Linked DNA regions of Mus musculus: regions 1 and 3 are each linked to region 2. The links are chromatin loops, found by intact Hi-C in ENCODE. Cell type or tissue: left cerebral cortex. All regions are shown on one strand. Links, peaks and the distances in the headings refer to the core of each region. The heading gives the core; the rest is flanking DNA.

The links. Hi-C counts contacts between places; a loop is a spot of excess contacts. Peaks named below come from ENCODE experiments on the same cell type or tissue, not always from the same donor. Only the 100,000 strongest peaks of a DNase experiment are listed, where the experiment ranks them.
Region 1: it touches region 2 in a loop (3-fold over the local background); 8 of 42 quality-filtered maps call a loop at or near these places.
Region 3: a loop joins it to region 2, with 2.5 times the contacts of the local background. A loop is called at or near these places in 6 of 42 quality-filtered maps.

Annotation. Positions count from the first base shown.
Region 1 is chr11:22,705,054-22,715,669 of GRCm38, reverse strand. No RefSeq gene overlaps it. Among named protein-coding and RNA genes, the nearest start is that of Gm40816, 56 kb to the right of the region's middle. In left cerebral cortex, for the core only: a CTCF peak has its summit at 4,827 (motif pointing left); a DNase peak (open chromatin) is centred at 4,795.
Region 2 is chr11:22,964,839-22,975,454 of GRCm38, reverse strand. All of the region lies in intron 1 of Commd1 (COMM domain containing 1), which reads left to right. It overlaps Zrsr1 (zinc finger (CCCH type), RNA binding motif and serine/arginine rich 1), which reads right to left and starts at 3,450. Exons shown (of 1, transcript NM_011663.3): 1 at 1-3,450. The coding sequence starts at 2,227. The coding sequence ends at 941. In left cerebral cortex, for the core only: CTCF peaks have their summits at 3,167, 5,780 and 8,976 (motif pointing right); DNase peaks (open chromatin) are centred at 1,646, 2,515, 3,446 and 5,786; H3K4me3 peaks cover 1,854 bases; H3K27ac peaks cover 1,698 bases.
Region 3 is chr11:22,716,248-22,726,863 of GRCm38, reverse strand. No RefSeq gene overlaps it. Among named protein-coding and RNA genes, the nearest start is that of Gm40816, 67 kb to the right of the region's middle. In left cerebral cortex, for the core only: no CTCF peak of the experiment used is centred there; DNase peaks (open chromatin) are centred at 6,609 and 7,000; H3K27ac peaks cover 814 bases.

The sequences.
Region 1 (10,616 bases), core at 464-8,463, 260 kb after region 2:
GACCTTCTTGGAATTCACTCTGTAGATCATGCTGACCTTGAACTCCTAGAGATCCACCTGCCTTTGCCACCACATTCTGGGATTAAAAGTATGCATCACCACCCACTCAGCAGCCTTTTCTCAGTTGAGGCTCTTTTTTCTCAAATAACTGTAGATTGTGTCAAGTTGACGTAGAAGTAGGCAACACAGTCAGGAATCCAAATAATGATTTTGAGAATGAAGAATTCTCTCTGCCCACCTGGTGGGATTATACACAGAGGAGGAAGGAATGCAGGTAAGAGCAATGTTTCTCGAAGTTATTACTGGGGGAATGAAGGGGAACAACCAAGTCTGTCAACTATGACAAAATCAGAGAGGTCACCCAAGGAAAAACTGAGACACTTTGTTGGAAAAGCTGCTTCATAGCAGACTAGAGGAAGCTTTCCATAAAAACACTAATGTCAGCCCTACATCTCCCAAGAGAGAGACAAACCTTCATGGAGCAATTTTGCATCATCTTACCAGCCTGATATGAGAAGGAAACACCAGGCTTTACAAACGGGAGTCCAGTTCTGTTTAAACCAACTACTAGTATAGTTTTCCAAAATTTAAGATGTTCTTGATTAAACTCAAAAGGTCCAGAAAAGGCCTGAGATGGCTTGCTTTAAATGCAAGAAAAATGGACACTAGGTTAAAGTCCATATCAGATCTCCACAGGCCCCTTTTACATCTTAAAACAAAACAAAACAAAACAAAACAAAACAAAACAAAACAAAAACGGGCCCAGATCTTTGACATTGGATAATTGACTGCCTCATGTGTCAAAGAGAAGGCAAGGGAGATCAGAGACTCTAGAGGCAATAGAAAGGACAGATGACAACTGAAGCCTTAGCAGATCCTCACTGTCCACATTAAAGAACATTCTCATCATTCCTGAGAACCCTGGGTAACTTGGGCATTATGGGTAAGCAAATTCATCTTCTTATAGAATTCATCTTATTCAATTATAGACACATTGAGGTTAAACCATTTTGTTAGTCCACAGATCCTCCTGGAATGGATGGTCAAATAGATGTGGTTGATGTTCCTAGACAAGCCAAGTGACGATGATTGACAGGTACATGATGTAGGACGATGGACGGCTACAAGGGCACCACATGCCTTTAAGGGAGCAGAACAGGCACATGGTTTTCTGTGTCAGGCTTGTGCTATAGGACACACCTTCACTGTTTAATGCTGTTTAGGGGAGAGGCAGTCCCCTAAGGTCCCAGTGTCAGGAAGACTGATGCTTAGATTTTCCACACACGCCAATCTGTACCAGATAGAAACTCCTGGTGGTACTGATAGACACCGTGAAGGGTGGGTAGAGGTTTCCCATCAGAACTCAGAGCTACAGAAGTGACATGGATTTATTAAAAGAAATTATGTCTTTATTTTAGTTGCCTCAGACACTACAAAGTGAAAATGGACCCTTTTACTTCACAAATAACCCAAGCAGTGGCTAAGGAGTTAGGTATTTATATTTTGCCTGGAGGCCTCAGTCTTCTGACAAAATAGAAAAACCAGTCAAACCTTCAAGCATGTTTCAGCCAAGCTTTGCCAAGACACTTCAGAGCAATGGTCAAGCATACCCTCTCCATAGCAATACAAAATACCTCAAGAAAAAAAATGAAAATGACCCCTTTTAAAAGGTTTTATGTGAGACCATTTTTTTGTAGGAAGGCTTCATAGTGGATCTTGAGACAGGATAGATACTAAAATATCTTACTAATTGGGGACAATTTCAGAGAACAATTAGAGAATTTGGCTTTCTCTGCCCTAGAACACAGCCCTATTGATCTCAAGATTAAACCTGGGGAACACGTCCTAATAACTTCACAGAAAGGCTCTTTGTCAGATTAATTTACTCCAAAATAGAAGGGGCCCTGCATTGTCACCTGGGCCACTCCAATGGCAATAAATGTCCTTGGTGTTGTACAGTTAGATTCATTTTTCCAGGGTTAAACCTGTCCCACTGACTCCAGAACATGCAGGCAAATGAATACTCACGTGAATTAACTGAAAATGCCATTGGATGCGCTTTCAAAAACAACCCAAGGTAAGTGGAACATCTGATTATAACAGCATCAACCAGGCCCCTGACCTCAGTTACTAGGCTAAGCTTCCTGCTATTCCTCTCATGGAAACATCTGCCTAGGGGCCCTGGTACTTGGGGTTGATTAATTGAACCATATTTTGAACTTCATTAAACCCTGCTAGTTGACTTTCCATCTCTGAGGGGCTTGCTTGCAGCCAGGACTGATACAGGACTCACCCTAGCAGAAGCTAACTTGCAGAAAGCACACTGGCGATCAGCTCAGAAGGAACTTGGGAAACTCAGATGCACTATCCTTTCCTGACTTAACTCAAAATGGCAACATCTTCCCTCCCACTTGGCCCTTGTTCACTCATTTAAGCTGGAACCCAACTACTAAATCGCCTTTTTGCCTACATTATGAGAAGGACTCAGGTCCCTGGAAGAAGTCTGCTTGACATTTATAGTAGGTCTACCTTCCTTGCAGAAGCCCTGAGCTGGTTACTCATTCTGCAGGAACTGTATCCATTCATGGACTTTCTCTGTTCCTTGTTCTCTGCTCCTTTTGTACCCGGCCCCATCTCCCACCCCACCCCCCCAACCCCAACCCCCGCTGCCTCCTGACTTATCTTGTAAGCAGCTCTTCTCATATTTTTCTGAGAAAGTCCATTTTTACAAAAATCAACTAAGGATAATTGTTTCCTTCTCATTAAGTATAATAAGTGTTCTTGGCTCCCAAGGCATCCTAAAGAGGTACCTTTTATATATACATACAAAGGCTAGACAATTGAACCCAGCCCAAAGAACCAGGATTTCCCCATTGGCTGGTGCCAATTTTGCAGCACAGGGGATGACTATACAAGGGGAAGCCTGGAGTATTGTACTCTGACCTACCTCAGACCCTAACTGGCCTCAGAAGTATTGGCCACATACAGTATATGCTCAGATAACCACATTCTGCATTTCACACCCTCAAGCTAAGCTTCTGGATTCAAAAGATCTCTATTGGATTGTGGGGCAAATGGAACTATGTCACCAGATGGAAACTGGGAAAGTTGAGCTTAGGGAAGACCTTTCATGGAGCAGAAGGGGCTAGAAGAGCTTTCCCCCTCTGTCTAGGGGACTGAATATACATTAATTTAACACAATGAGAAGTATTTTTAAGTTTACATATAAAAGACAATCAAAGGAAACTCAAACATTTAATGATCTTGTGAATATGATAGTTGATCATATAATTTAGCATGAGAAATACCTTAAGTCTATAGTTAAAAGACAACCAAAGGAAACTGAATTTGTGATTACAAAAGTTTGATTATATAGTAGAATGTTTTTTTAGAGCTAGGCTAATTTATAATAACTCTATTGGTTAATGTTAGGATTTTTTTTTTGTTTGTTTGTTTTTGTTTTTCGAGACAGGGTTTTTCTGTGTAGTCCTGGCTGTCCTGGAACTCACTCTGTAGACCAGGCTGGCTTCGAACTCAGAAATCTGCCTGCCTCTGCCTCCCAAGTGCTGGGATTACAGGCATGTGCCACCACTGCCCGGCTAATGTTAGGATTTTAAACTCTTGAAGTCTCAATATAACAGTGGCATAGCAAGGGGAGGAAATATGAAGTTTTTAGTCACTGGATACTGAGTTTAGGTAAGGGAGTAAGAGAAGGTTACATCTGCGAAGGGTTATATCTAAACTTGTATATACGTTATTATGAAGTCTGTGAGCAAGGTTAACTGGTCTGTCTTTTTGATAAGAGATCTGGTAGTCTTAACTAGTTAAGGAATTGACTAATGAGCTAATATGGTGGTGGATTACCTTGGGGTAAGAATCTAGTTGTCTGTTTTCTAGCTGTCAAGCTGCAGTTAGCTTAGCTGTCAATGTTATTAGAAATCCGGGAAGAATAAATTATAATCTAGATGTCATATTTTAATTAAAATGACAGAGGTTGGTCTATAGTCCACTACCTACACAATTCTCCCAGGTCCTTGTGGTCGCCATCACAACTCGGCAGAGTCAGTCTGGTCATCCAGCCCAGAAGATGAGAGGCTTTTCCTGGAGAGTAGGAACATGGGAGAAATGAATGACTCACGGTGTCTTAGGCAATATGAGACATTTAATTCTCTGGGTTCCCTGTTTGTCCACAGTTCAGGAAGAGCCCTGGCAGCAAGTAAGGCAATGGGGCAGTCTTTCTCAGTGGTTATCATACCACAATCCAGGTAGTCTCTTGATGCTGTGTTTATATCTTCTTGGAGACTCTGTGTGTGTGTGTGTGTGTGTGTGTGTGTGTGTGTGTGTGTGTGTGTCGGGGAGGGGGGTGTCACTGTTAGGATTTGAGAGTCTTTGTCTGTCATAATAAGCATAAACATTTAACATTATATTTAGCAGATTTCTGACAAGATTGAGAGCTGGTATCTATTAAGCATATCTGGGCTAGACAATTTGTGTCTGCTTTTAATTACTTGCTTTACAGTGTATCTAGCAAACAAGGAGGTTACATTGTAACTTAATAACAGTAATGACAGTAGCAAAACCAAGGCTAAACATATCTTTAAGGCAGTGATTTTCAACCTTTTAAATGTTACAAATCTTTAAGCTAATATTAAATTAAATTATTGTAAACATATGAAAAAAAAAATCTTATCTGCCCATAACAAAGATGGCAGATAGTCATAAGACTGTCTTCAACTAAGATGGGACTGAAGCTACAGCCAGCCATGTGACTGCCCTTAGCTAAGATGGTGCTGGAGCTATAGTGCCCCCTGAAGGAAAGTCAGATGTTTGTTATATCTTAGAATGAAACAACAGAAGCATGGCTATGTATCAGCAGAGGCAAACATATAAAGAGACAAATAGACATATTTTGCCTGGCAGGCATGGCATTATGTGCATGTAAAGAGATGTCTCCCTGTCACTGCAGGCAGCTTCTGCCACCTTGTGGGTCCGAGCAGCAGCCCGGTGGGTCTGTGTGGTACATGGAGCAGCTGAGTTGCTTGTGTGGTACACAACTGACTTAAAACTGGTATGGACCAGAATGAAATCAGAGACAAAAATTTCCCAGGAAGCAGAAGTTTAAGGCTGCCCACTACAGCAAATGGCTGGCATTGGAGGTGGCTGTCGAGCAAGTTAAGTTTGAAACAAAGTATGGAGAATGCTGTTAGAGTCAAAGTTGTGGGGAGCAGAGAGCATGGAATGGAGAACAGAGAGCAGGGAACCTAGAGCGGGGAGCAGAGAGTGGAGAACAAGCTAGCTAGATCACAAAATAAAGTGGTTTGGCGTGAAGGTGGGGAAAAGCCTATACATAGGAAACCTTCCATTCTTTGGATAGCTGGATAGAGCTGTAAAAGTTTTAAGTGACCAATTAGAGTTATTATCTAGTGGGTATTGGGGACAATTTAATGGGTGAATTTGGAAGCCTTTAAGACCAGGAGGTGTCCCAGTAGGGAACCTGGAAGTAGTGGTAAAGACATTCCCATTGAGTAGGAATGGCAGCCAGGCTAGATTACCAGGTTGTTATGAGGTGAACTAGGGCCTGAGCTGTGGACCAGTGCCCGAGCTGTGGGAGAATGGTTTACCTGTGCCCAGGATTTTTCAGCAATGAGAAAGAAAGCATGTCGAGGAGAGAGAAAGATCCCTCCGAAGGGAAGAGGTCCTAAGATGAGGAGTTAGTGAGAAGAACCACTCATGGAGACTGCGAATACCTCCGTCCTCAAGAACACTAGAGGGTGGTCAGCCGTCCCTTTAGACCAGGGCTGTTTACACTGACCAGTGGTGGGGAGGCTTACCAATTCACCTGTGTTTGGATGGCGAGATCTAGCACTCTGATGGCTGAAATGTCCATGCTGTGGGGAATGTGAACCTGCAAGTTTGTAAATCTGAGTCATGGCACCAAATGATGTTTTATAAGCCAATGATATGTTTTGTAGATCACGGTATGGTGTGGTAGGAGGGGTGCTTTAGTGGGCCCATGCTGAGGCATCTCTTCCCACTGAGGTACCAGCCATATGACATGTCTAGTATAGAATAGAGTTTATTTAGGGGCATGGGAGGGGGGTTGAGAAGGGAGTAGAGGCAGAGAAAGAGAGGGGACAGAGAAGGACAGAGAAAGAAAGGGAGAAAAAGAGAAGAGAAAGAGAGGGAGGGGGAAGGGAAGGGGAAAAAGAGAGAAGCTAAGAGAGGCCAAACAGTCCTTTTTATAGCAAGCCAGGTCTACCTGGCTATTGTTAGATAACTGTTAGGCAGAGCCTAGAAGGAATGCTAAGGTGCTAACATTCCTCCATTTTGGTTTAATTTTAAAATGATAAACCAGAAAGAGGTGATTGAGGCAGGAATAGGGTTGTAGAGATCTTTAGCTATTTTCTGCTGACTTTTACTTCCTCTAGATAGTCAAGTTCAGCCGTCTTCTCAGCGCTCAACCAGGGCAATGGGCCAACTCCAGTGGGGCCAATCTGAGGGCCTCACTAAACCATCAAATCTGGAGTAGTGATGAGCAGTGCGTATAAAGGGCAGGATCTTAATCAATGTAAGCTTATGACCCACACTTACTGGGAGCTCCTCATTCATGGGGAATAATCGCAATCCTTGATCCCCATCACAAATGCAGTTCAGTGGGTTACCTGTGCCTGCTGGTGTGGGGTAGGCACACACAAAGCCAGTCAATGTAGTGTGTGTGCAGCCTTGGACAACTAAGGGCATCCCAGACTCGCTGTTGCTCAATCTTGTGTGGCTGAATGCCACTCATCCCTGTCTCAGTTTCAGTCCACTGAACAGTTAATTGGTTCAGCAATCCCTGGTCTTCCTAGCCCCTACCCATCATTACCCTTCTGACTTATGGTGTGTTTTTTTTTTTCACCCCACCCCACCCAAAATTTTACTTCAAATAACATAGACAACAGTCACTCCAATGACACCTCCCCTTAAAAAAAGAAAAAGGCAGAGTTATGGAAAAACTGGGAAGGCTGACCATATTTAGAAACTCTGGAAATTCTCCTATCTGAGAACAGTATGTGTTTCATCTACTGAGCCAATTCCTGTCCTGGAGCATGTGACCACATGAGGATTGTAACAACTAGTCACATAGCATAGAGCACAGAGTCCTCCATGCTAATGAGGTACCTAGATGAGCCCTGAGGGTTTAGCCAATAGGCTTCCCTTCCCAGACATTCCTTCCTGCAAAAGGTATTTGCTGGTCCAAGCTGAGTAAGTTGTATATCCATTTCTCCACTATCAATAAACAGTTTGGACAAGTAAGAGCTGTCTCTTATCAAGATCCACCATGGGGGGAAGGCCTTTGTCATACAGAGCTGTGCCACCTAAGATTTCCACAGAAGGCCCCTCTGCCCTACAGATGGACACTCATCCCTGAGCTAAACTGGAGATCCCCCCAGCCCTGGACTTGTCCCCAGACTGTGTCCCTTCCTGTTTTCAACTCTTTGTGCCCCCCACCCCGACCCGATCCCCCGGGCTCGTCGCCAGTCTGGTTCCCGAATCCTTCCAGTTTCCAGCAGTGTCTGGGTGTCCGGGAGTTTGGGAACCTCAGCTTTGGCCCCAGTCTGCATCGTTTCTCACTCAGACTGGGGCTCCACCTTAGGCTGTGTTCTGGCCCCCAGACCCTGATGACAGTGAGGATGGAATGCAGCCTGGTGCCTCTACATTTTGTCTGCTAGAGCGGTATTAGAGCAGTATTCACACATGCCAGCTACAAGGCAAAACACAGACCCACATCAGATTCCTGGAAAACAGGCCCTCTCACTGGAGAGACACTTGCTTTCTGGGTCATGTGACCACAGATAGTCCTATGATCTGTGAAAGCTCATCCCACTATATAACAACAGTGCCTGGCAAACACAGAAGTGGATGCTCACAGTCAGCTATTGGATGGAACACAGGGCCCCCAATGGAGGAACTAGAGAAAGTACTCAAGGAGCTGAAGGGGTCTGCAACCCTCTAGGTGGAACAACAATATGAACTAACTAGTACCCCCGGAGCTCGTGTCTCTAGCTGCATATGTAGCAGAAGATGGCCTAGTCGGCCATCATTGGAAAGGGAGGCCCCTTGGTCTTGCAAACTTTATATGCCCCCGTACAGGGGAACTCCAGGGCCAAGAAGTGGGAGTGGGTGGGTAGGGGAGTGGGGGTGGGGAGGGTATAGGGGACTTTCGGGATAGTATTTGAAATGTAAATGAAGAAAATACCTAATAAAAATTGGAAAAACAAAAAACAAAAACCAAGCCGGGCGTGGTGGCGCACGCCTTTAATCCCAGCACTCGGGAGGCAGAGGCAGGCGGATTTCTGAGTTCGAGGCCAGCTTGGTCTACAAAGTGAGTGCCAGGACAGCCAGGGCTACACACAGAGAAACCCTGTCTCGAAAAACCAAAAAAACAAACAAACAAACAAAAACCAACACATCTATGCCCATGTCCACTGGCATGACAGGCTTGTCTGGCAGATGGCAGCTGAGAATCATAATATGTCTAACAACAGTTAATCTGCCAGAACTGAGAAAGAAAGTGCAGAGTGTAGACTAGGGTCAAGATGAAATAAGCTCCCTTTCAGGGATGGTCTAAGAAAGCCTTAGACTTACTTAGAAAGCACATGAAAGAAAAACAAGATACAACCGTTCTATCATGGTGGTGGAAAATTGGGAGGAGCAATAGTCTGGTTTTCCATCCTGGAGAAGGGTTTCTCAGGACGCTGAACTGCGGGGTGGGAAGTCCCAAGGAAATTCGGGTGACTGGCTTACTCCACAGGGAAAACCCAAAAACAATAGATTTGTCTTTTAAAAAAGTAGCTTGCCTTTGAGTGTTTGCCTTGACTATGACGTCTAATATCTGTGTGCATGACTGTGAAGGCACACTGAGCCTTTTTTTTTTTTCTTTTTTCTTTTTGGTTTTTCGAGACAGGGTTTCTCTGTGTAACCCTGGCTGTCCTGGAACTCACTCTGTAGACCAGGCTGGCCTCGAACTCAGAAATGCACCTGCCTCTGCCTCCCGAGTGCTGGGATTAAAGGCGAGCACCACCACGCCCGGCTCTGCACACTGAGTCTTATTAGTGAGGGTTGGAAGAAGAGTGCAGGGTTGAGGGTGAGGCAGGATTTAAAAACTGGGTTAGAGTCAAGAAGACATATATGTAATATTTGGACCCAGCAGGGGAGTAGAGGGAGGTAAGCCTGGTGCCTGAGGGGATATTTGAGAGAATGGATGAGTAGACAGCTCATGGATTATGTGAAGAGATTTGTTAGGTCTGGAATAATTAGGGTGGTAGCAGCTGGAACCTATAGGCAGGGAGTCTATCCCCACACAGCACAATGCCATTGTTTAAAAAGTGATGCCGTGGGATTGTGGGTATCTCCTGCAAGTTGGCAGAGGAGAGCTAAGGTCTGGTCCTCATTAACTAGAGGAACAGAAAAAGGGGTTTGGCGCTACCGCTCTTTAAAAAAAAAGTAGTAAAATGACTCTGAATGGTATTCTGCTATACTCAATGACTAGTTGTCATCAGAGAAGCTTCCTCCTGACAAGAATAGACACAGAGACCCATGGCCAGACATTACATGAAGACAGTCCTTGGAACACATGGTTCTAAGTGACATCGTATCCTCACCAAATCCCTCCCCTCAGAGCTTAGGGAAATCTGTGGAAGAGGAGGCAGACAGAGTGTACGAGCCAGAGGGGATTCAGGACACCAGGAGAGCAAGGCTCTCTGAATCAAAGGAGCAAGGCTCATATGAACTCACAGAGACTGAAGAAGCAAGCACGGGGCAACACCCATCTGCAGCAGATCCATATATATCTATCTCTATCTCCATCTCTATCTCTATCTCTATCTCTATCTCTATCTCTATCTCTATCTCTATCTCTATCTCTATCTCTATCTATCTATCTATCTATCTATCTATCTATCTATATCTTATAGCTTTCAGTCTAGTATTTTCATGGGATTCCTGAGTGTCTTAGTCAGGATTTCTATTCCTACACAAAACATCCTGACCAAGAAGCAAGTTGGGGAGGAAAGGGTTTATTCAGCTTACACTTCCTCATTGCTGTTCATCACCAAAGGAAGTCAGGACTGGAACTCAAGCAGGAGCTGATGCAGAGGCCATGGAGGGATGTTACTTACTGGCTTGTTTCCCCTGGTTTGCTCAGCTTGCTTTCTTATAGAACCAAGGACTATCAGCCCAGGGATGGTACCACCCACAATGGGCCCTCCTACCCTTGATCACTAATTGAGAAAATGCCTTATAGCTGGACCTTATGGAGGCATTTCCTCAAGAGAGGCTCCTTTCTGTGATAACTCCAGTTTGTGTCAAGTTGACACACAAAACCAGCCAGTACACTGAGTGTGTGAATGAGTGTGTGTCTGACTCTGGTGCCTACTCTTGGACACTTTTCTTTCTATTAGGTTACTATGATGGTTTGCATATGCTTGGCCCAGGGAGTGGCACTATTAGAAGATGTGCCCATGTTGGAGTAGGTGTGTCACTGTGGGTGTGGGTTATAAGACCTCATCTTAGCTGCCTGGAAGGCACTAGTCTGTTAGCACCCTTCAGATGAAGATGTAGAGCTCTCAGTTCAT
Region 2 (10,616 bases), core at 1,639-9,638:
TTTAGCAGCTGTTGGCAAAATAGTAACAGTAGCTGTGACAGATGTTTGATATTAAGAGCCTATAGTATTTAAAATCTGAACATTTACATAAAGATAACTCTCTTACCTCAAACATTTATTCTTAAATTTACAATGTTGTATTTGGAAATAATATGTGTAAATTATATTAAGTTGGTTACTTAGTAGAGAACCTAAAATTTTCACTAATTTGTTCTCAAGACTATGAGACCTATGATTAAGAAAATATCATTATGAGCTAGAAAGATGGTTCAGGGGTTACAGCATTTGTGCAGACACACACACACACACACACAGAGAAGGCTTTAAAAAAAATCTGACCATTGGATTTGGGAGGTGGTATATTTCTGTGACCCCAGGAGCTGATATGGGCAAATCTTTGTGAATCCAAGGCCAGCCTAGTTAGTCTATATAGCAAGTTCCAAGCCAGCCAGGGATACATAGTGAGAGCCTTTCTATAAAAACAAGGAGCATTAGTGTTTCTGTACTCTTATGTGTTCTTTGTAAAACAGATTCAGACAATATAAAAACGATGTTAATAAATATATTAATGACAAAGCATCACAATGTAAAGTTATTACAGGAAAACAACATGGGAAGCCAGCTTAAACTGTATGGAAAATAACATCAATAACATGATACTAAGCATTATAACAGCATTATAAGCATTATAACAGACAAAGAAATACTGAATACCTGTTTCTGTTTCTTAAAGCCACAAGGTTTTGTAACTTGGTTGGGAATTAGATGGAGTCACCATGCCTTTCCTTTGTAATCAGTTTCGTTTTGAATATTTTGGGGAATCTGAAGGATACTGTGTTAGGTTTTTATTCTGTAATGAAGTTTTGTTCATTTGTAAAATGAACTCCCTTGCCAAGCCTGATATCAGTCTTGGGTCCAAGTGGTGCTGCCTTAGCTGGGCTCAGGTTCTGTGGCTCTGGCTTTGTGGACCTGGACTGCTGTCCTCTTCTCTTCCTCTTCTTGAACTGTGCCTCTCATGACTCTTCGTTGTCTGTTTGTGAGATTTCTTCCACCTGTGAGGACTCTTCCTCTCGGACTCCCTGTTTCTCTTGGAGGAGTGGTATGAACCAGAGTGGTAGCTTCTTGACTTGCTATAGTATTCCTCATGATGGTCCTTCCTTTCCCTCCTGTCTGAGTTTTTACCAGAGGAGCCAGTCCAAGCCGGAGGAGACATGTAGATGTCTCTGTTAGCTTCTCTAAATTCGTTGTTGGGATTTCTGAACACATGAAGGAAGTTGCAGTGCTTTCCTTTTGGACACTTTTGCATTTCGAATAAACCACAAATTGCAACCTTCCACCGGGTCACTGGACAGAATTCACACTGGAGCTGTCGTCCTGCGTACCATCTTCCATTAAAGAGAGAGAGGGCTGCTTGGCATTCTTCTTCCGACTGGTACTGAACATACACATTGCCCCGCAGATGAGGTTCCAGGTTGCAGCTTACTTTGAACTGAATCACCTTTCCCACGTTCTTGAACTCCGGCAGCACGTCATGGTAGAAATCCAAGAACTGCTGGTAGGTCTCCTCCTCACTGTACTCCAGGTTTGCGTCTGAGTCATAGTCATCCCTTCTGCACTGCTCCATTCCAAACGTTGTAAACATACTCTTCACAAGAAGGGTGGGACTTGACGTGGGAAAGTCGTGTTTCCGTGAACATCTGTTACCAAATCTGCACGCTCCCGTTTTATTGTAGAAGGGACAACTGGGTCGATATTTCTCCAGCCTTAAATCCTTGGGTGGTTCCGGGTTCTGCCAAATGCGCTCATTTTCAGCCTGGTCCAGCATTTTCTGCACCGCTTCCTCCCTCTCTCTCTTCTCCTGTAGCTTCTGCTCCTCCTCCTCTCTCTGTTTTTTCTGTTGTTCTTCCCACTCGGCCTTTATTTGTCTCTCCTGTTCTTCCTTCTGTTTTCTAGCGGCCTCTTCCTTTTTCTTCTTTATTCTGAATTCTTCTTGCGCCTTCTCCTCCCTCAGCAGCCACTCTTCATGTAATCTTTGCCGCTCTATCTCCAGTAATCGCTCTGCAAGTTCTTCGTTAGCAGAAACATCATCGTCCTCCTCTGGTGGGGCTTCCAGAGCTCTCAGCCGAGCCATTTTCTGCCGACGTTTCTTGCGTTTCTCCTTCTTCATTGCCGCCTTGTATTGTTTTCGGCTGAGTTTCTCAGGAATCGCGGTCTGCCGTGATGCCATTTTACCGCAGAGCGGGGGGGGGGGGGGGGGGGGGGGGGGGGGGGGGGGGGGCTCTTCCCGGATCTCGCGATAATCTCTTTTTCTCACGCTGTGGATTGAAAATGTCGCCCGCTGCTAAGTTGTTCTGCTGTTTAATGTTCGTTACCTTCCTGGACAGCAACTTCAGGGTGGCACCATTCAGCCCAGTTGACTTTCCTTTCCACCAGCCTAGAAAGCTTGAACCAGCTGAGTCACCGGCGTGTTTGCGCAATGCAGCAACCAGTAGTTGAATGTGCGCATGCGCAGTCGAAGGCCAGTGTTTGCGTTGGAATGTGGGCTGTACCGCCTACCTGCGCAGTCACTCGGTTATCCGCAGTACGTAGGCCTGCCTGCGCAGTTATCCGGTTATCCGTGGTACTGCCAGCCTGCGCAATTACCCGGTTATCCAGTTACCCGTGATAAAGCCTATCCGTGCAGTTACCCGGTTGTCCGGTTATCCGTGGCACAGCCTGCCTGCGCAGTGACCCGATTATCCAGTTATCCCACGCAGTTACCCACTTATCCGTGGTAGGCCTGCGCAGTTACCCAGTTTTCGGAGGTACGGATGGTCTGCGCAGTTACCCGATTATCCAGTTATCCGCAGTACGGCCTGCCTGGGCAGTCACCCGGTTATCCGTTTATCCGCAGTACATAGGCCTGCCCATGCAGTTACCCGGCCGGGCCGGTATGGCCGGCTTGCGCAGTTATCCGTCTATCCAGTTATCCGTGGTATGGCCTGCCTGCGCAGTTACCCAATTATCTGTGGGGCGGCCGCAGTTACCAATTATCCGCGATTATCCGTGGTACAGCCAGCCTGCGCAGTTACCTGGCTATCCGCAGTACGGCCTGCCTGCGCAGTTACCCAGGTATCCGTGGTTATCTGTGGTACGGCCAGCCTATGCAGTTACTGGTTATGCATGGCACAGCTGGCCTGTGCAGTTACCCGGTTATCCGCTTTAAGGCCAGCCTCCGTGGCATGGCCGGCCTGCGCAGTTACCTGGTTATCCGTAGTATGATCAGCCTACGTAGTTACCCGGTTATCCATGGTACAGCTGGAACAGTGGTTATCTGCCTTACCGACCGGCCTGCGCAGTTGCGGGTGGTTATCTGCAGTACGGTCCGCCTGCGCAGTCATCCAGGTATCTGCAGTTATCCGCAGTATGTCTGATCTGCGCAGTTACCCTGTAATCTGCAGTTACGTCTTTACTCCGGGAAAGGCAGGCCTGCGCAGTACGATTTACTGCTTTTTTTGTCTCCGCCCCCTGCAGTGGGAGTGCTCCTGCAGTAAGAATGCTCAGCCCTGAGCCGGGGCAGGCTTGTCTCACTGCAGGGCACCCCTCCATGCCGGTGCTGGCAGCTCACCTTCCCGGGCTTGTTTATGTGGGTGCTGGGAATAGAAATTAAGTTCTTATATTTGTTTGTCAAGGGCTTTACCAGGTAAACCGTTTTTCTGGCTTCAGCTCCTCACTCTTGTGGAAAGTAAGGGGTTTTGGTTTTGTTGTTGTTTTGTTTTTTAAATATTGAATGTGGGCCTGGTGTGGTGTCGCACGCCTTTAATCCCAGCACTCGGGAGGCAAAGGCAGGCGGATTTCTGAGTTCGAGGCCAGCCTGGTCTACAGTGTGAGTTCCAGGACAGCCAGGGCTACACAGAGAAACCCTGTCTCGAAAAACCAAGGGAATAAAAAATTGAATGTGTTTTGTTTTTTGCAAACACATTCCTTTCATTTGTTCTGTAATGTAGTTTTGTGGGGTATTCACCAGAGAAGACTGCTCAGACAAGTGTTTAAGCCAAGAAAAAAATCTTTTATTTTTGTTTGTTTGTTTGTTTGTTTTTTCAGAGACAAGGGTTTTACTGTGTAGCTGTGGCTGTCCTGGAACTTGCTCTGTAGACTAGACTGGCCTTGCATCATGCTATGTTTAGGTATGATCCCCATAGGCTCTTATGCTTGCACAAGCCTATAGGGGCCAGGGAGTAGAATGTGATGGTTTGTATAGGGAGTGGCACTGTTAGAAGCTGTGGCCTTGCTGGAGTAAGTGTGTCATTGGCTTTAAGACCCACATCCTAGATGCCTGGAAGCTAGTCTTCTAGCAGCTTTCAGATGAAGATGTCAGACTCTCAGCTCTTCCTGCACCATGCCTGTGTGCTACCGTGTTCCTGCCTTGATGGTAATGGACTGAACCTCTGAATCTGTAAGCCAGCCCTAGTTAAATGTTGTCCTTTATAAGACTTGCCTTGGTCATGGTGTCTATTCACAGCAGTAAAACCCTAACTAAGAAGAAAGCTCTGCCTGCCTCTGTGTCACAAGAAAGAAGGTAGATACCTGTGTATAGCAAAAGTTATATTTTATGCTGAGGGTCATCATACAAGGTTCACACTTTAAATTTCTAAATATGGTCCTAAGTCTTTATCCCCAAGGTGCTCACCTGTGTGATGTATCTTAGCTGGAGGTCAGGTCCAGTCTTACAGAAGTCTCTGATTTGAGGGTCAGGATCCTGGGGAGACTGTCCAGCCACAGGGTTCATCTAGGAGGTATCACTCCAGATATGCAGAGCAGTCCGCATCATGGGGTTTATACCTGTATCAGGTTCTCTTGAGTGTGTGAAGTTGCTGGGTTCTGGGTATCAGACACAGTGTTGGCTGTAGTGGAGGTCCTGACTAAGCTATTTTTACATGTGTAAAGACTTTTAAAAAAATACTATACTGATTACACTGCTTCCTGAGTGCCGGGATTAAAGGGCTACAATGCTGTCACTCAGCTAGAAAATCTTTATTAGGCTGCTGGTACTACACTGTGTGTTTGGGACTGCAGTGCAACACTGAGCCTTTCTCAGGGTGACCTTTTAAGCACCAAAACCATATCCTAGGTTGACATATTTCAGTTAACAAGAACATCTAGCCAGAAGCAGAACTAGTCAGAAGCAAGGTCAGTTCATTTAGAATCTTTCCCATAGCTTATGGGCTTTAACTGATTAAATCTTTGTTTTAATTTTTGGCAGGTGGTGCTGTCTGTGTGCTGAGTTTTATGGCCTGAATGGCACTTCCATCATGGAGTCAGTTGTGTTAAGGTCTGGGTCCCTCTTATAGAGAAAGATTTTACTCTTACAATATGGTTTGGATAATGTAATTAAACATTAGTAAAAATAGATTTAAAGAGTACCCCCCCACACACAAGAAAATTAAACAAATCCAGGCAGTGGTGGTGAACACCTTTAATCCCAGCACTCAGGAGGCAGAGGTAGGCAGATCTCTGAGTTTGAGGCCAGTATGGTCTGTAAAAGTGTCCGAACAGCCAGGCTATACAGAGAAACTGTGTCTCTAAAAACAAACAAACAAACAAACAAAAAAAAACCTGTGAGTTAATTACTTGGGATACAGTCTCAGTCTTTAATATAGATTGGCCTGGGACTCCACGGGTAGCCCAGGTAGGATGTGAACTTGCAGCAACTATCTTGCACGAGTCTCTTGGCATGACACAGTCCTGAGGTAAAATATGGGCGTACGTTTAGGTTTTAGCTGTAATTTTATTTTTCTACTGTAGGCGGCAGTAGAATATTGGTTTGCTAATAGCTGCAGGACTGCATAAAGATGTCTAAATGTTTCCTTATTCTGGAATGTTCGAGGCAGAAAATACTTTTGCTGGCTATTCAACAGTAATAATTTTGTGTATAAAAACATCTAAACATTTGGCTTGGCATTTTGAAATTAAAATTATTTTTAATAAAAAATTTGTTTCAATGGGTCTGGCGAGATGTCTTAGTGGTTAGGAGCTCTTTTTGCAGGCTGGCAGTGGCGGCACAAGCTTTACAAATGCATGGATGACAAGTACATGTCACATACAGATGGATAAATTAATATAGTAGAATTTTTAATTATAAAATTAAAAAGAGTGGGAGCCAGACGGTGGTGGTGCACGCCTTTAATCCCAGCACTTGAGAGGCAGAGGCAGGCGGATCTCTGAGTTCAAAGCCAGCCTGGTCTACAAAAACAGAAAAACAGAAAGGAAAAGAAAAGTGCTTGTTGCTCTTCTAGAAGAGCCAGGGTTGATTCCCAGCACACAAATGGTGACTCACAACCCAGTGTTACTGCAGTTTTAGGGGATCAGAGGTCTTTCTGGTCTCCAATTGAGGCAAAACATTCATACACATGAAATAAACAAATTTAAAAATTAGAAAAAGAAATTGTTTCAACTAATTCTTTCATTAAAAAAACAAAACAAAACAAATTCCACAGAATTTTGCATAGCCAGGCACAGTGCTTGTACACGGCTGCAGTCCTAGAACTGGGGAGGAAGGAGGAGGAGGATTGGAAGATGAAAGTCATCCTAGACTGCAGCCTGGGCTTGCTTATTTATACGACTGCCTGCCTATCTATCTATCTACCTACCTATCTATTGATCTATCTATCTATGTTTTTTTGAGACAGGGTTTCTATGTAAAATCCCCCCCCCCCCACACACACACCCACACCCCTCTTTCTCTCAGGTTTTTGTTTCTCTGTGCAGCCCTGGCTGACCTGGAACTCATAGTGATCCTCCTGCCTCTGCCTCCCAAGTGTTGTACTCAAAGGTGTGTGCCACCATGGCCTAGCTTTAAAAAGTCATTTTTATTACTATGTGTGTATGAGTACTTTGCCTGCATGTATGTCTGTGTACCGTATTCATGCCTGGTACCCACAGAGAGCTTCAGTTCCCTTGGATCTAGATGGTTGTGAGGCATCATGTGGGTGCTGGGATCTGAACCTGGTTCTTTGTAAGAGCAGCCACGTTCTTACACGCTGAACCATCTTCTCTAGCCCTACACTATTTCTTAACAGAGAACCTGCCATTACCATTTACGACTTTAAATTTACCTTTCTTTATCCAGAGCATATTTTGCATTTTAGAAAACAAATTATTATTAGTTTATATGAAATATAGCCATGTATTCAAGTCAACATCATTGTATACCTCTGGACTTTGTGAACATCAGTGAGACAGACTATTTCCTTGCCCCTTGTACCTGTATATTCAAGGAGTGGCTACATATGGGAGCATCCTGACAGTGAATATGAATACGCACATAAAGATGAAAGCAAAAATATAAATTAGCCTTTTTACAACTTTCTTTGCCTCCTGTAGAAGAATTTTAATCCAGCAACATGGCTGCTCTGGGAAGGGATAACATCCAAAGACCTAGTTCTGTGTGCTCTGGCTAGAATGCAGATGCACTCCACACCTTCAATCCCAAACAATGCACATAAGATTAGTGTGCAGAGGAAGCAGCACTAGTGTTTGAAAGTGATGTCTAATTGAGAGGCAAAGTGGTGAATCAGAGAAAGATTTGACGGAATGAGTCAGAGATAGGATATTCCCAACTCCTGTGAGAACGCACGGGAAATAGAAGCTATTTAAGAGCAGTGCAGGGAGAGGAGTCCGTCAGGGGTCAGTGCAGTGAGTGCAGCACAGTGGACTTGAGTTTGTTCCTGAGTTCATGCAGTCAGTGTAGGTCAGCAGAGGCAGCAGAAGCCAGACAATAGGAAGGAGCTAGAAGATTAGAATAAATTGCCAGAGTTAGTTTGATGACAGAGCAATTCAGTTAGAAGCCGAGAGAAGTCAGATTGAGTCAGTCAACTTGGAGAGGAGTTTTAGCCAGAACGGCAGAGTTGAACTAGCCAGCCAGAGTTCAGAAAGAACTAAAAAGGATAAGATTATTCAACAGTAAGCCTCTGAGACAATTATATCAGGTGAATAAAAGTTATTTTTATAACCTCCATTTCTCATTTTTTAAAAATATACTTTGTGTGTGTGTGTGTGTGTGTGTGTGTGTGTGTGTGTGTTAGTACTGGTTGTTCTGAAGCTCAATATGTAGACCAGGCTGGCCTCAAACTCACAAAGAACCTCCTGACTCTGTTACCTCCTGTGCTGGAATGAAGAGTCTGCTGCCATACCTGGCACATAGTGACCGTCTTATTTAGGATTTCCATCACTGGGAACAGACACCATGACCATAGCAACTCTTGTAAAGTAAAACATATAATTGACTTACAGTGCAGAGATTTTATTCATTATCGTTATAACAGGAAGCATGGCAGCATGCAGGCAGACATGGTGCTAGAGAAGGAGCTGACTTGTCTGGATCTACAGGTAGCAGAAGGAGACTGTGAGTGTCTCTGGTGTAGCTCCACCTCAAAGCCTGCCTCCATAGTGACACACTTTCTCCAACAAGGCCAAATCTACTGGAGCAAGGCCACACCTCCTAATAGTGCCACTTTCTATGGGCCAAGCATTTAAACACAGGAATCTATGGGGTTCATTCCTATTTAAACCACCACATCAATGTGGGCAATGAGACCTTTCTCCTAACCACGTGGCTACTAGGAGCCAGTCTTCTCCTAGTAGCATTCAGATGAAGATGTAGAACTCTCATCTCTGCCTGAACCATGCCTGCCTGGGTGCTGCCATGCTTCCGCCTTGATGATAATGGGCTGAACTTCTGAATCTGTAAGCCAGCCCCAGTTAAATACTGTCCTTATAAGAGTTGCCTTGGTCATGGTGTCTGTTCACAGCAGTAAAACCTTAACTAAGACAGTGATTTTAAAAAAGGGTTTATTTATATTTAACTATATGTGTAAGAGAATGTACTGTGTTTGGGTTTATTTGTTTATTTATTTATATTTAACTATGTGTGTAAGAGAGTGTGTGTACCATGTTTGTGCTGGTGCCTATAAAGGCCACCGGGGGTCAGAGTTCTTGAACTGGAGTAACAGGTAGCTGCCTGATGTGACTGCTGGGAACTGAACTCTGGTCTTCAAGAGCAGTAAGCACTCTTAATTGCTGAGCCACCTCTCCACTTCTCTGTAATGACTTTTTTAAAAAATTAAAATGGTAGAAGTACTGAGAAAGCTCAGCAGGTAAAAGTACTTGCTGTGTAAGCCTTGATGTCCTATGCTCTATCCCCAAACCCATGTAGAAGGCCAGAAAGTGTGTTGGTGTGCATCTGTAATACCAGGGCTCCCACAGCAAGACGGAGATGGAGACTCTTGTCTCCTAGAACCCCTGGACCAGCTGGCCTGGAATATCCAACAAAGCAGAAACAAGAGAGACCCTTCTCAGCAAGGTGGAAAGAAAGGACCAATTCTTTTTTTTTTTCCATTTTTTAATTTTGTTTTGCTTTTTTTTCTTGGATATTTTCTTTATTTACATTTCAAATGTTTCCCCCTTTCCAGGTCTCCCCTTCGGAAACCCACTATCCTATCTCCCCTTCCCCTGAAGGACTAATTCTTAAAAGATGTCTTCTGGGGCTGGAGAGATGGTTCAGCCGTTAAGAGCACTGACTGCTCTTCCAGAGGTCCTGAGTTCAACTCCCAGCAACCACATGGTGGCTCACATCCATCTGTAATGGGATCCGATGCCCTCTAGTGGCATGTCTGAAGACAGCCACAGTGTATTCACATAAATGAAATAAATAAATAGATCTTTAAAAAAAAAAAAAGATGTCTTCTGACTTCCGTAGATCAACTCTGGCATATGCACCCCTCCTCCACATTGATAATAATAAAGTTAAAAAGTAGAGTGGCCTACAGGCATCAGGATGAGTCAGTATAAATTTACTGAGGTCTCCAGTGAGTAACATGATAGGCATGTGAGTGCCGCTGGGGGCGGGGGACAGCAGAGCTGCATGTGAGAGGCTTAGCCTGAGTGATGAAGTTGATCTTCATAGCCCCAAATCATGAGCTCCCTTGTTGTTACTTGTTGTCGTTGCTTTTTCTTCCTCTCCTATTATGAATTTCTACTCTTTGATGGCAAATTCACTTAAAAACAAATGGCTGTGTTTGGAAGTCTTAGCAGAAGTGTTGGCCTGATTAGTCAGTTTAGATCTGTGTCTAATTGAGGTAGGCTGTAATTGCTTTTAGTTTCTCCTATATCTGAGTTTACCCCTGCTTTTGTAACAATGGACTGCTTGGCTTAAACAGTAGAACTTATTTCTCTGTGTGTGATGTAGAAAAGACACACACACTTGTAAAAGTTGTAATACCATCAGGAAGCTCCTGTCTGCATAACTTCTAACACTGATCACCTCTCAGGTGATCCCCAGATCCTCAAGTTAGGAATTTGGATGTGAGTAGGACATACATATCCATTTGTAGTACATTGGAGCCCCTTTTCCCCTGTGATGATAAGTTGTTTCAATAGCACAGGTTTGAAGAAGAAATGAATCATTAAGCTTACTTGTTAAAATTAACAATCAGAATCCCCCTCCTTTTTTTTTTTTTTTTTCTTTTCAGTACTAGAGAACAGACCCAGAGGTTTGCACTTACTAGGCAAGCACACTACCTCTAAGATATTTTATCCTCCCCCCTCAGATTTTACTTATTTTATTTTACTTTTTTGAG
Region 3 (10,616 bases), core at 2,376-10,375, 250 kb after region 2:
CTCACTGACAGACATGTTCTAGGGGGATACATAAGAGGGCATGAGGATTCAGGGGCTCTGGTTGGAGTGCAAGGAAAATAAACAAATACTATGTCACTCCCTCCAAGGCTCAGGGACCCTAGTGGACAAAGGGGATGGAAGGAATCTAAGAACTGGAGGAAGGGGTGGAGCTGGAGGAAGGGGTGGAGCATGTTGCCAAACAATTCTGAGCTTAATAATTCTACCTTTAGAGTTAAGCCACACATGCTTGAAGATTATCATTCTAGTTGGCTGTTGACTATTGACATCCTCTCGGAGAAGGAGGTTCAGGGAGGGTCACAGGACCTCACTGGAGTATCTAGCCCCTCCATATCACCTGTTGTATGTAATTCTGCCCTAATTGCACGTGGCCTTGGGAAGGGGCTACAGTATATAGGCAAGGGAAACTAGAAGAGGAGTTCTATTTATGTGGCCATGGGAACCCATTATCCCTGCTGGGTAAAGACTTTCCAGTGCAAACCTTTGGGGAGGGGAGAAACATCCATGTCCCTGTATGTAACCCTTACCAATGCTCTGTTAGTAAGCCCAATAAACTCATGGATGCCCAGGGTGAACTTCGGTCATATCATACCTTTGGTTTGTTGTTGGTGTCTTAGGGAGGTGGATAAGGAATTTTAACCAGGGTGAACTTTGGCCATATCATACCTTTGGTTTGTTGTTGGTATCTTAGGGAGGTGGATAAGGAATTTTAACAACCCCGTTAATGATGTCACAAGTTTATGATCACTTGGGCAGAATATAACAACCACACCACCCCCAAAGCCATGGGATCTATGAAGAGGCATAATAATTCCCCTTCCTATAAGCAGCCCCACTACCAACCAGCTATGAGGAGATATGTGCTTGCTTATGGTTCTTGCCTTGTCAGTCAGCCACACAGTAAGCCTTTCTTTACATAAAAAAACCTCAATCCCTCAGCACTGTGTGCTTCGCGCACTAAGTCCTCACTCAATGATAGTTTCTGGCAACCCAGATAGGACTTTGAGTCCTCTGGCTGTCTGTGGGTCTGTCTGGTCCCTAGGTGGGACTACCTAGACTGCTATGAGGCCAGAAGTTGCCTTCTTCCTTCAGTGCTGTGGGTGTCCTGTGCCAACTTCCTTTTTAAATAAAAGAAATGGAGAAGAAAAAAAAAAGAAAAAGAAAAAGAAAAAGAAAAAGAAAAAGAAAAAGAAAAAGAAAAAGAAAAAGAAAAAGAAGACAGCTTGCTCTGGGAATGAATTATCAGATATCTAGGCCAGTGAGCCTGGAAGGGAAGCTGTGGCTCTCTGGTTCAGGGACAGATGTCAGCCTTCTGATTTTGACATTTTTGTGAGGGGAGGGTAGAACAGTATGTGAAATAACTAAGCTACAGATGATTTCAGTCTCTGATATCTGATTTAGATGCAGAATAATAAGGGCTCTTTAATGCATTATCTTGTCTGCTACTTTATTGATCTGTGTTGTGGTCATTGGCTTTGTCATTAGCTTAAACCCAGAAATTAGTGACTGTTCTGTCATCAAATGCCACTTGTTTGCTAAAGCCACATGCTCCTAGTTCCCTGTCATGGAGTTATCATATACTCCCAGTCACCAATAAGGGTCCAGTAAGGGGGCAGTAGGGGGCCAATAGGTAGGGGAGAGTAGGGGGGATTAGGGGGCAGTAGGGGCACAGTAGGGGGCCAGTAGGAGGCTAGAAGGGTCTGGTTGTTGGGCTAATGGTAATCTCATTATAGTGATAAAAACATACCTACAGGTGCTGTCACAGATTTGACCACACTCAAATGAGAAAGAAAGGGACTCAGGAAATTCTCCTATTGTGAGAGAAGTTAAGATAACAGCATGTACACCACCCCTTGCCCCACCAGCCCTGCCCTACCAGGAAGACAGATCCCAGAACTCTTCATATAGAAGGTATCTTTTGGCCATGCTCCTTTGTCTATTTCTTGGCCATTAAATAAGACTTCTTCCTTCCTTCCTTCCTTCCTTCCTTCCTTCCTTCCTTCCTTCCTTCCTTCCTCCCTCCCTCCCTCCCTCCCTCCCTCCCTCCCTCCCTCCCTTCCCCCCCCCCCTCTCTCTCTTTTCGTTTTGTTTTGTTTTGTTTTGAGACAGGGTTTCTCTGTGTAGCCCTGGCTGTCCTGGAGCTCACTCTGTAGACCAGGTTGGCCTTGAACTCAGAAATCCACCTGCCTCTGCCTCCCAAGTGCTGGGATTAAAGGCATGCACCACCACTGCCTGGCTTAAATAAGATTTCTTACCTCTTCCTGGAACTGTTTGGTTATTTGTGAATGAAACTGAGCAGGATAGGAACTGGCAGATATGGAGAGCAGTTTGAGAGAGGCTAAGGGATTAGTGAATGTAGCAATCGTCTTACTGGAGGGTCCTTGGAGTCCTAAGAGGCAGATGGTCCCTCTAGCCCATGCTAGGTGCCCGAGGGTGACTAGGGTCTTCAGACAGGTATCAGGGTGACTTGCTCACGGTATGAAGTGTTTCACAGGAAGCTTTCTCAGAAGAGCATGCCTCACTCTTGGGTTGGAAGTTGCTCTAACGGCCCATTAGGGAGGTGTAGGAAAGGAGCTCACCAGGCCTTGAACTTGGAGACTTTGTCAAACACAGAAAGAGCGACTCTGTGGACGTTCCCTATGAACCTTCCTGCTCTGGTCACCAGAAAGCCTCTCACAGAAATGGGTCCTAGAGAAAACACTGAACAGACCTTAATGAGAAGCCATGGAGACAGTTGTTCCTGGAAAGTCCGAGGACAGCTTAGGCAAATGTCCCATCAGCCATTTTCCCCATTTAGGGAAAAAAGTGTCCCTCATGTACTTTTAAAATTTAAAGCATAGCTATGTTTTTGGTAGTATCTTGTGGTCTTTTTGGTAACTTATTTTGGGGTCTCCATATCTAGTTAAATATTTTGTTTGATTAATATGACTAATTTAAAAGTTTTTTGTAACACTATCGCAAGTAAGTTTTAAAAGGGTTCAGCATACCTAGTCATGGGGAAATACAAGTTAATACTACTTTCAGATACCAGCTTATTCCAGTCAGAGTGGCTATAAAGCAGTTTGTCTGTGGTTGTTTGAGTGAAAATGATGTTCCCCATAGGCCCATAGGGAGTGGCACTATTAGGAGGTGTGGCCTTGTTGGAGGAAATGTGTCATGGTGGGGGACGGGACTTTGAGGTTTCAGATGCTCAAGCCAGGTCCCGTGTCTCTCTCTCTCTCTTCCTGCGTCGATCTGGAAGTAGAACTCTCGGATTCTTCTCCAGCACCATGTCTTCCTGTGTGCTGCCATGCTTCCCACCATGATGACAATGAACTAAAACTCATAATTACAAGCCAGGCCTGATTATAAGAGTTGCTGTGGTCATGGTGTTTATTTAGAGCAATGGTCACCCTCGATAAAACACCGACAAAAGGACCAGGTGTAAGTGAGAGTTAACATGAATGACTTTTAGGTTCCTGACTAATTTTTTTTTGCCTTTAACAATAAGTTAAACTTGAGACTGGGCCTCTTGTTTCCCAGGCTGGCCTTGAGCTCAATGAACTCTGTTTCCATGATGTGTGCATGGTGAAAAGAGCCAAGTCCTGCAAGTTGTCCTTCACCTCCTTATGTGCTGTGGTACTCATGTCTCACATCCCTTACTTCACACAAAGTCAGTAAGTAAAAGTAATAAAGTTATCTTTAAAAAAAAACAATGTTTTAAAAAGCAAAATGAAGACTCAACTATTATTGATGGTAGGAAATATCAAAAGTCAGTGTGAACAACAAAAATGTATTGCACAGCAGAAAGCAACTTAGCACTAAATAGGAATGAGGTATTGCGACATACTGTAGTGTGGATACACCTTAAAACATGCTACATGAAAGAGTCAGGTACTGTAGTACCAGGGAAGTGTTCATGAACCCTGAAAGACCAATCAGGAGCTAATCTGATGAAATCACACCAGGGTCCTTATTGACAAGCTTGAGGTCAGGCTTAACAGGATGGTTCCAGTGAGAAGAGCCCCAACACTGGTTAGGACAATGTTTATAGGAAATGGCAAGCAAGGGCTGAGTGTTTCTAGCCTGGCCAGCATCTAATTGGGAGGCTACTGTGGCCTTTAGTATAATTGGCTGGTGCTGGGAGCCAAACCATAAACGTAACTTCTGCTTTCTTTTCCTAATCAGTGGTTTTTAGGCAGGGGTGGGCTTGTGACCTTAGGTACAGACTTGTTGGGGGGGGGGATAACCTGGAAACTGAAGCTAGGTTAGTTTACTTGAGTTTAAACTTAAGTCAGGTTCCCTAAGATGAAGTCTGGACCCCCAAAATTTGGTCTCTCAGTAAAAAGATTATACATTGGTTGCCACCATTCATGTAATGTCAAAATAGCAAGTCTATGAAGGCAGAGAAGAGATGAGTGTCTGCCTAGGACAATGAATGTCAACTGCTTGGTTTTGATGTGGATGAAGTATGTCATAGTTGTGTCTGGTACAGTCTATCTGCTTTGGTGAATCACGATATATTACTAGAAATGAGCATGTTTGCTGAGGCAAGCTGCAGAAACCAAGCAGAGCCTGCCCAAGAAAGGCTACATGTGCTGATTGTATTTTGTATTATTAGATAAACATGAGATGATTGTCTAAAGTCTTGTGTTTCAGTGTCAAGTTGACAAGGGGTAGTCTTGTAGTGGTTAATTGTGACAGTCATCTTGATTGGATTAAGAAATGCCTGGTGAAGCGCACCTTTGGGTTTGCCTTAGGCTTGTCCTGAAAGGGTTAACTGAGGGGGAAGACCTGCCAAGGGTCTGGGCAGCATCATCCTGGGAGGGTGGTCCTAGGCCAAATAAAAAGGGCAAAAAGGGAAAGTCAATTGGACACCTGCATTCATGTCTGTCTGTGGTGAAAGCCCCAAGTTCATGTCTATCTGCTGCCTGATCCAATTATGTGTGAGCTAGCAGCTTTAACATGCTTCTGCTGCTCGCTATACCTCCCCACTATGATGGACTGTAGGCCTCAAACTGTAAGCCAGAATAAAGCTCTCCTTCCTTAAGCTGTGTGTCAAGTTACAGCAAGAAAAGTAACTCGCAATTCTTAGTCTATGCACACCTCCCGAGAGTCCCTCAGTGGTTTGGGGTCATGATGATGGTTGCTGTGGTCATATCACATGGAATGCCCCTCCCATCTGTGCATAGCTCCCTCCAGGTCTTGCCAAGTCTTTCTCTCACAACTATCAGGGAAGAAAATAATGTTCTCTTTAATTCTCATAGAATGTTAGTTGGGGCAGTTTCCCAACACTCAGTAGTATATCAGGAGAAAAACAAAATCTAGGAGTTTATTAGCATGTTAATATATACATGGGTGACACCCACAGGGTGAGCAGCTAAGATGCAGGTCTTTCAACTCTGGCTTGTACGCATCTTCCCCAAGAACAGTACACCTCTAGATGAGTTACAAGACAAAGAAAGGATTTTGTGCCTCTAGGAGAAAATGACTTGTAAGAGCAAATCAAAAGCAGACAGAGTCTGGTTAGCAAAGCTGGTCAATGGGGATTCCGCTGGTGCCATCTCTGACCCAGCAGGAACCAAAGTTGTCTTTCCCTCCAGCTGGCAGAGAGGAGTAGAATATCTGTTTCCATGAATCTATGTTCTTCTTTTAGCTCAATAGATGGAAGGCAGAGTGCTCCTTTGTCTGCAACTCCTTGTCTTCAAATGAACATGCCTTCATATTTGGGGCATACACTCTGGAGTATAGTCTCCCTTATCACTCTGGATAAACAGCAAGAGCCAAGTACTCCCTACCCTCTGTTCTTGGGCTGCCTTCCTCCATGGCATTTACCACACAGCCCCATATGTTTCTTTTAAAATTTATTTTCACAGAATGTATGACTCTAGGAGGGGGGAGGGGAAATCAGCTATTTTGTTCTCTGCTAATTTTTTTTCTTCTTCAAGATTTATTTATTATATATACAGCATTCTGCCTGCATATATGACTGCAGGCTAGAAGAGGGCACAAAATCTCATTATAGATGTTTTTGAGCCACCATGTGGTTGCTGGGAATTGAACTCAAGGCCTCTGGAAGAGAAGTCAGTGCTCTTAACCTCTGAGCCATCTCTCCAGCCCTCTCTGCTAATTCTTAATGATCAACAGTTCCTGACACATAAGAGATGCTCCGCAAATGCAACTGTATGTTCAGTGAAAGAGTAAGGTACTGAGTAATGGTTTTATCCTTTCTCAGCAGGGGCTCATCATGTACCCCTGGCTGGCCTAGACTTTACTATGTAGACCAGGATGGCTTCTGACTCCTGGAGAGCTGTCTGCCTCTGCCTCCTGAGTTCTGGGCCTGTTAGTTTTTAGGTGAGAAGAGACTGTGTGTGAATGGCTCATGTGTGCATAAAACAGCTTTAAACATGTTACAGGAAAACTAGGTCACACTGGTTGCCTATGGCAAGGTGAACTTGGTGACTAGGAATCAGCATGGGTAGGAGGGAGAGGAGGAGAGGGGGAGGGAGAGGGAAGGGAGAGGGAGAGGAAGAAGGAGATGGGGAGTGCGAGAGGGAGAGGGTAGAGAGAGAACAGGGAAGAGGGGGAGGGAGAGGGAGTGGGAGGGAGAGAGCACTCACTTGTTCACTGTACTCTTTATTTATAGATCACCAACTTTCTGAATAATTCTTCAATTTAAAAATAAAAAAGAAGCTCTTATATCGCTTGCTTTTTTTTTTCAGCTGTAAAATCCTATGACAAATCACACCCATCAGCCCTTTTAAATTGACAGTTATTTCTAAGTGTTTGCTGTTAGAAAGAGCCAGGACATCTACTTTGTAGTACAATAGCTGATTTGGCCTTTTAAAGGCTCTTTCACTTTGGTTATAATTCTTTGCCATATAAAATGTAGCCAATACTTCAAAATAAACAGGAGTTTCCAACTGTTGATGTAGAGCTGTATTTGACAGCCGTGAGTGGGATTGCCTCAGGAAGCAGGGGATGCTGGGAAAGGCAGATTTTAATTACCTCATGTAACATTTTTTATATTCTCATTGGCAAGCTTACCCTGTCCTTGGTCTGTGGTTGCTCACTGATTTTCCAGGACAAACGCGGGAGTAAACCATGGTGACACGGTCCTATAGGATGTGAGCACAGTCTGGGTTTGCTGAGTCATGCAATGGGAAACAACCTGAACAGGAAATGAATCCTTGTTCTGCTCAGGAGGTGCTGTCTGACCTCAGTGAAATCACTACTGTTTCTGGCCTGGGCCTTCCTCACCTCATTCATGGAAAGATTGATGTAGGTCCCTCCCTTTATCCTGCAGCACAAACAGATGCGTGGCAGCTGCTAGGCTGCAGCTCTGAAGGCTGTAGTTCTTCTTGTAGGTGAAGAGGGCTCTTTGCAGAGGGAAAGGCAAACAGGGAAGCAGTTGTCTGCCTTTGCAGAAGGGATGCCATCAGTCTGCACCTCCTCAGGTTAATGAGCTAGCAAACTCTGCAGGCTCCTGTGTGTAGCACCCATCACTGGCCCCAGGCAGGACAATGGGGCAATGTCAGACTTAGATCTCCCTGGGTTGCTTATTTTCTTAGCTTTTAAGGGCCCAGGGTGTACTGTGAGACTCCCGAACCCAACCCCTCCTCAACCCCAAGGCTTTACATTCTGACAGACTTCCCTGAATGCCCCCACTCCACCTTGGCCTCCTGCTAGACTTGAAGAGTCTCTTTCCTGGGCTCAGACTGGATGATGGACACCCCTTCCTCTCCCACTGCTGGCCAGTGCATGCCTTCATATCCTTCACGGCTGCAGTCAGACCTCGCTTCAGAAAACATGTGACAGTGCAGGATTGTATCCAACCGACTCCAGTTATTACAGGAGCAATGTTCTTATCTTCTGTTTTCATCCGTAACTAAAGACTTAATTTAAAAAAAGACCTGTTCAATAGAAGCTTGCACACTTTCAGCCTTTCCAGACTTAGATTACGTGCAATGTGGGGCTGGGGAGATGACTACAGTTAAGGCCATTGACTACTCTCCAGAGGACCTGGATTTGCCTCTCAGCAGCCATCAGTAATTTTAGTTCCAGGGAATTCAACATCCCCTCTGGTCTCAGTGGGTACTGGTCTGAGATGAGATTTATTTTTATTTTATGTGTATGAGTTGCTTGCATGTATATCTGTGCACAATGTGTGTGCCTAGTCCCATGGAAACCAGAAGAGGGCGTCAAATCCCCTGAAACTGGAGTTATAAATGGTTATGAGTTGCTGAAAGACCCTAGTGGGGAGACCCCCACTCAAGTCCCGAGATGGCACACCTCCAAGGAATCACAAGAGACCGTCTTGATGCAAACACACGAGGTAGTTTAATGACGGAACTCCGGGCTGACACGTATCTCACGCAGGAGACAGAGGAGTCGACCACGAGGCTCAGAAGCTAGGGGTTTATATACAAAAAGTTGGGGGCAGGGGAAGAATTGGCGCGGTTACACAAAATTGAACAGTTTAAACATCAGCAAATTGTACGTGCAGAGCGAGGTAACAGCTGAGATAGTCCGGGCGTCCTTGTATGCCTCTCCTATCTTTATGGCTAGCCAGTTCCTGGAATGACTTAACAGCAACAGCCTTTGTTTTTTGACCTTGGGCCAAAAAGCCCTCCTAACTAGCAAGCCGCATGAGTCATGGGCCTTGAATTTAATTTTCTTTCACTGCCATGTTGGTTCTGGAAATTGAATCCAGGTCCTCTGCAAGAGCAGCAAGTGGTTTTTTGTTGTTGTTTGTTTGTTTGTTTTTCAAGACAGGGTTTCTGTATAGTCCTGGCTGTCCTGAAACTCTCTATAGACCAGGCTGGCCTTGATGAACTCACAGAGATCTGTCTGCCCCTGCCTCCTGAGTGGTGGGACTCATGATGACTGCAAGAGCTCTTAACTGCTATGCCATCTCTCAGCCCCTAGGGAAATAAATCATAAAAACAAATAAGTAAACAAACAAACATAAGAATTTAAGTACTTGGCTTCTGTATAATGTTCCTTCTATGGGGTCATGACTAGTTGCCATATCTTCTAAACTGATTCCAATTTAAAGTGTACCCATTACTAATGACCTAAGAGTTTTCATAATAAAGTTGTTTTGCTCAAAATTATTGACACTACACAGCAAAATGTACAATTTAATTAATAAATACAAACCTTAAATCTGGTTGAATAAAGCAGAATGACTTTTAAATCTTAATTAAAAAATCATATGTCAGGTATGGTGGTGCACACCTTTAATCTCAGCACTCAGGAGGCAGAGGCAGGTGGATTTCTGAGTTCAAGGCCAGCCTGGTCTACAGTGTGAGTTCCAGGACAGCCAGGGCTATACAGAGAAACCCTGGCTCGAAAAACAAAACAAAACAAAAAAATTGGTGCAGGTCATCACTCTTTCACTGAGAGCTTGCTAAGCATTCCAGAAAGGGGATGAAAAAAAAAAATCTCCCCTTCACTTTGAATGCTCCAGGGATAAACTAACAAAGGTTAGAAGGGAGAAAGGCATATAAATTAGCATGCAAATTGTGTTATGGCTTGCTTGTGGAAAGTCACTGGCAGGGCAGCTGACCACTAAGCCCAGCATTATTTGCAAACCGGTATATCTCTTGAGGCAAGTGAGGGCAGAGTAAGGGATTCTAAACTGGTTTATTTGGTGTTTGTGTGTGGGGTGTTGAAAATGATTATTGGAAGAAATTAATGTTTCTGACAGAGAAGAGCTTGACCCACCTGTAATCCCAGTAGTCAGAGGCAAGGCCAGCCTGTCTCAAAACAACAAACTAAAACACATTTTGTTGAGAATTTGCTTGAGCCCAAGTAACACTTGTCTTGTAAAGGAGGTCCTGCCAAGTGTGGCTGTCTTCTTGCCTCCTGTTCTGACATAGTTGGTGATAGAGGCAGGGCAATGTCCCCTTTACAGTCTGCTTTCCCAGGATGCTTAAGTATAGAAATCCCACATGTTACCTTCGGCTTTGCTAAATACTTTACCTTGAGTGTACTGGATTCGATGTTAGGACTCACAAACATTCCCTCCTGGTGCTCCAGAGCATTATAGGAAACTCACATGCTGGGCCCTGTATGGGAAGAGGACCTGTTTACCAAAGCTGGAGATCTATACAAAGAAGAAGTTGGAAGCAGTGTGGTTATTTAGCACAGGAATAAAGTAGATGTTAAACTATTCTCCTGGCTTTGTGTAAGGAATAACTCACAGCTTGCTAATTCCAGAGCTGTGAGAATAACAGGCATTAGATGGAGTGTGTGCTGGTTTTGCTTTGTTCAGGTAACTGAATGGGGTCCCATGGTCATAGGAACCTGCTTCAGGATCTCTGGTACCTACTTGGGAGCATATTAAATGACAGCCCCAGCACCTAGTATGGTCATGTAGTTCCAAGGACCAGCCTTAGCTTGGAGAGGGGTTCCAAGGAAGGGGTGCCTGGGAACAGTGAAACAAATGACTAAAAGCAAAATCATGGGTTACAAGCTGACAGCCTATGTTCTGCTTGAGACATGGCTCCAGATTCTCTCTCTCTCTCTTTCTGCTCAAGATCGCTTTCTCTTGCTGTTCTAAAAACTCCCTGGATAGCTCATCTCTTGCAGACCAAAAGCCCAGTTTTTTATTT